2 separate regions of the Homo sapiens genome follow, and region 1 is linked to region 2. The links are chromatin loops, found by intact Hi-C in ENCODE. Cell type or tissue: IMR-90. All regions are shown on one strand.

Region 1 (2,500 bases), 380 kb after region 2:
TGGTCCACATAAAAGACCCGCCCGTGGCTGTCAATTCGAGCTTCCCAGTCTAGTGTTTAATAAAAAGGCAAAAAGAAAAATCAAGGACAAACTACTGACCCACGTGAAACACATACAACTTCCAAGTCTTCTGCAGGTAGAACTCACCATTGGTTCATGGCTGCAGGCCAGACCCTGCCCACAGCACCTGCCACCACGACTTCTGGGGCACTGGCATGAACTCGGGAGCTCAGAAAACAATTTAATGAACTTAGACTCTCTGCTGGGCCATATTAAACAGTAATTGTGGTTCCTTGATCAACACCTATGTTAAAATTCTAATACTTTCTTTTTTTTTTTCTTTTTGAGACAGAGTCTTGCTCTGTCACCCAGGCTGGAGTGCAGTGGTGCGATCTTGGCTCACTGCAACCTCCACCTCCTGGGTTCGAGCAATTCTCCTGACTCAGCCTTCCAAGTAGCTGGGATTACAGGTGCCTGCCACCAGGTCCGGCTAATTTTGGTATTTTTTAGTAGAGACAGGGTTTCACCATGTTGGCCATGGTTGGCAGGCTGGTCTCAAACTCCTGACCTCAGGTGATCTTCCCACCTCAGCCTTCCAAAGTGCTGAGATTACAGGCACGGGTCATCACACCCGTGATGGTGTGATGGTGTGACGAATACAAAAATTCTAATAATTTATAAAGAGAAAATCTACTGTTTAATGAATTTATTTCTTTAGAAATGTCCATCACCACTGTCACTCTTGTTGGCTACTCAAACGACAGCTGTGGAAGATTGGGGTATCCTCCAGTGCGAGCTGACACTGTGATGCTGGAGAATGCTTTCTTTGCTAAGTCTAACAGAGGGCGATTAGGTTCAGTGGAGAGAAGAATGGCCCTCAGATTAAAGCCAGTTTTAACTACTGTTCTAAAATCTTGGATGTGCGAATTTAGATGACCTCTGTCTTATACTTAGTAAACTTAATAGATTGCCTTTCCTTTTGAGTGGGTGAATGGAAGGAAATGATTGTTAGGGTTTCAAAACAGCGTTTTGATAAGTTGTTAATTAACAGTGTATATTCAACACGCAGCTGTCAAATATCTCTGGCCACCAAACGAAACCAGTAACTAGGAAGTACCCTTTTGTTGATAAATAACCATCACAAACTGTAGAGGGAGCCCGAGATAAAGAAAAGTTCCCTTGCTTCCCAAATTAAAAACAAAAGAAAACAAAAAAAAAGAAAACAAAAAGGTGGAAGCATGGATGATTCACTACATAATACAGGCAGGGGCTGAGCTGGGGTGAGGTGGGTGGAAAAGAGCTGGAAGCAATGTGTTCACGTCTGAGCGAAACATAGAAGAGCAATGCCTGCTGTACAGAGATGGGCAAAGCTTTTAGAGTCCACATATCACATTGTGGAAACAGCAGCAGTGTGATAAAGTTATGCTGAAAATGCACAAGACTAAAGAAGAAGAAGGAAAAGCAAAAGTGACTGCAAAAGGAGGAAAACCATCCAGCCTTTTCAGTGAGAAAAGCCATAGCTTTCGGGAGTAGGTCAGATACTAACAGTTTCATTGAAAACTTATCATTCAGGTAATGACATAGCAACTCTCATTTTTTTAAGGGAAAAAATATATTTGGCATATTTATGGTTTTATATGTACATAGTATATCTGTTTGTGGCATGATGGCTTATGCTTGACCTGATGGATTGTCAAATAATGCCCAGTAAAAACCAAAGTATCCCCAAACACCAAACTTAACTTATGAGACAAATTGAAGGAAAAATGTAGGCAGATTGTATAAATATGTCCTAGGAGATTTTGATTAAAATAGATCTAATGATTATCTAATGATAATCCAGCTGTCAAGTGTTAAGTGTAAATGGTAATTAGCTCATGGATGAAATTGTATATACATATGATTACTAGGTAATTAATCTTGATCTAGAAACTTAAAAATTTTAATGGATCCCAAACTAATATTAGTAAAAGCAGTAGGACAACTATTTTTCTTGAATCCAACATGACTGTCATCCAACAAAAAATGAGCATTAGTCTTTGAAGAGCATTGTGGAATTTAATTTGACTGAACAAACTGTGTAGCACTCACTCTGAACTAGAGACTGTGCCAGGTCCTGAGGACACAGAGATGAGTGACACATGACCCTGCCCTCCAGGAACCTACAGTAAAGAAAGGGGTCCTTCGCAGACAAAGGTTGGCTTTTATAAATTAAGGGAAAAAGCTAGAAAATGAAGCTGCAATAATGATAATTTATCATCACATGTTTCAATTCCTCATGGAAAAGTGTAGTAAGCCAAACAGCTGGGCTCTTTTGTCAATACATTAAATACCTGGAATGTATTGTGCTAATTATATACTCATATGTATTCAGAAAATAATAGCTAAGTGTAATCAGAAATTATGAACATGTTTTCTGGGTTGCTTTGTAAAGAATTTACTTTCACATATTTTATAACCAAAGGAAATAAATTTGAAATGGAACTTCAGGCATCAGCAT
Region 2 (2,500 bases):
ATCATGGCTTACTGCAGCCTTGACCTCCTGGGCTCAGGCGATCCTCCCACTTCAGCCTCCCTAGTAGCTGGGACTATAAGTGTGTGCCATCACACCCGGCTATGGTGTGTGTGTGTGTGTGTGTGTGTGTGTGTGTGTGTGTGTGAAAGCAAGTTTATTAGAGAAGTAAAGAAACAAAAGAATGGCTACTCCACAGGCAGAGCAACCTAATTTTTGTATTTTTTGTAGAGGTGGGTTGGTTGCAGGGTGCAGGGGTGTCTAGGCTGGTCTCAAACTCCTGGGCTCAAGCGGTTCTCCCACCTCAGCCGCTCAAGGTGCTGGGATTAAGGTGTGAACCACTGTGCCTGGCTAAGTAGTTCTCATTTGACATTGCTTTCCATGTGATTTAATGTAACTTTAGAATTTTTATAGCTTGTATTATTATTTTTTTGAGACGGAATTTCGCTCTTGTTGCTCAGGCTGGAGTGCAATGGCGCGATCTCGGCTCACAGCAACCTCCACCTCCCAGGTTCAAGCGATTCTCCTGCCTCAGCCTCCCGAGTAGCTGGGATTACAGGCATGCGTCACCACGCCCGGCTAATTTTGTATTTTTAGTAGAGACGGGGGTTTCTCCATGTTGGTCAGGCTGGTCTCGAACTCCCGACCTCAGGTGATCCGCTCGCCTCAGCCTCCCAAAGTGCTGGGATTACAGGCGTGAGCCACCGCGCCCGGCCAGCTTTGTATTTTAAATTTAAGTCAATGGACTATTTTGAATGAATTTTTGTGAAACTTGTAAAGTTTGGATCTACATTTATTTCGTTCCGATTAATAATTTCTTTAACATTTTTGAGAAAGACACAGGATAGTGGGCCCCATTTTATTTTGAACGTCCGTAATCATGGCATTGAACGATCTGAATTTAATTAATTCAACCAGACAGCCAGGAGGGGGCACGCGGCCACCGCTAAACAGTGAGCGAGCGCCGAGGGCCCCGCGCTGCCCCAGATGACCAGCAGGGGGCGTGCGAGCCGCCTTGTCGGACCCCTGAGAAGCCCCCACCGCCTCCGTGCTCCTACTGCGGCCGCCAGCGCCGGGCCCGCAGTGAGGAGGAGAACCTCATTTTCCTCAACACAGATCTAAGGGGACACCGCCTCACTTTGAGACAACTTGAGGCTGCGTCAGTGGTGAGTAAAATCCTTCCTGTCACAGTCCTGACTACTGAGGAGCAGTTGGTCTTCAGAACCCCCAGTAGAGGAAGGGCTTCATGTGGAATTTTGGAAATAAAAAACCCCGGTTTCCACCACACAGGAGGTCCTTCTCAACAGCTAAGACACAGTGGCTGCTAGTATAATACCACGCAGCAGCCTTTTAATACTAACATCACATTCAGAGGCTTACCAGGGAGACTGGTTTCCTAGCTTTGGCTGAACTGGATTTGGGTCAGGCTTAGCCTCTGGAATGAAGTTTGGTGTCACCTCTGCTTTACTGACGCGGTATTGACGTGGTTGATTGATTGATTGATTGATTTTTTTTTTCTAGAGACAGAGCTCCCTATGTTGCCCAGGCTCCAAATCGTGACCTCAAGTGATCCGCCCGCCTCAGCCTTCCAAAGTGCTGGGATTACAGGCCTGAACCACCATGCCTTAGCCTTATTTTTCATTTTTTAGACAGTCTCAATCTGTCAGGCTGGAGTGCAGTGGCACGATCATAGCTCACTGCAGCCTTTAACGTCTGGGCTGAAGGATCCTCCCGTTTCATCTTCCTGAGTAGCTGGGACTACAGGCATGCACCACCAAGCCTGGCTAATTTTTAATTTTATTGTAGAGAAGATGTCTATGTTGCCCAGGCTGGTCTTCAGCTCCTGGATGCAAGCGTTCCTCACGCAAGCGAACCCAGCCCACATGGTTGTTTAAAAAAGTAATTACTGAGGTCAGGAGTTCAAGACCAGCCTGGCCAACATGGTAAAACCCCGTCTCTACTAAAAATACAAAAATTAGCCGAGTGTAGGGGCAGGTGCCTGTAATCCCAGCTACTCCGGAGGCTGAGGCAGGAGAATCGCTTAAACCCAGGAGGCGGAAGTTGCAGTGAGCTGAGATTGAGCCACTGCACTCCAGCCTGGGCGACAGAACAAGACTCCGTCTCAAAAAAAAAAAAAGTAATTACTTTTTGAGGCTGGGCGTGGTGGCTCACGCCTGTAATCCCAGCACTTTGAGAGGCCCAGGCAGGAGGATCACTTGAACCCAGGAGTTCGAGATCAGCCTAGCCAACATGGTGAAACCCCGTCTCTACCAAAAAATACAAAAATAGCAGGGCATGGTGATGTGTACCTATAATCCCAGCTACTCGGGAGGCGGAGGCAAGAGAATCTCATGAACTTGAGAGGTGGAGGTTGCAGTGAAATTGCACCTTTGCATTGCAGCCTGGGCGACAGAGGGAGACTGTCTTAAATAAATAAATAAATAAAAGTAATTACTTTTTGATAATTTCATTCTTATGGAAAACTTGCAATAGCAATACAAAT

Evidence for each region. Hi-C counts contacts between places; a loop is a spot of excess contacts. Peaks named below come from ENCODE experiments on the same cell type or tissue, not always from the same donor. Only the 100,000 strongest peaks of a DNase experiment are listed, where the experiment ranks them.
Region 1: a loop joins it to region 2, with 3.0 times the contacts of the local background. A loop is called at or near these places in 15 of 110 quality-filtered maps.

What each region holds. Positions count from the first base shown.
Region 1 is chr7:43,453,846-43,456,345 of GRCh38, reverse strand. It overlaps HECW1 (HECT, C2 and WW domain containing E3 ubiquitin protein ligase 1), which reads right to left. Exons shown (of 30, transcript NM_015052.5): 13 at 1-49. Among named protein-coding and RNA genes, the nearest start is that of LUARIS, 67 kb to the left of the region's middle. In IMR-90, a CTCF peak has its summit at 1,155; no DNase peak of the experiment used is centred here; H3K27me3 peaks cover 146 bases.
Region 2 is chr7:43,837,528-43,840,027 of GRCh38, reverse strand. No RefSeq gene overlaps it. Among named protein-coding and RNA genes, the nearest start is that of MRPS24, 31 kb to the left of the region's middle. RefSeq lists a silencer at 857-936. In IMR-90, a CTCF peak has its summit at 955 (motif pointing right); a DNase peak (open chromatin) is centred at 947; H3K4me3 peaks cover 237 bases; H3K27ac peaks cover 170 bases.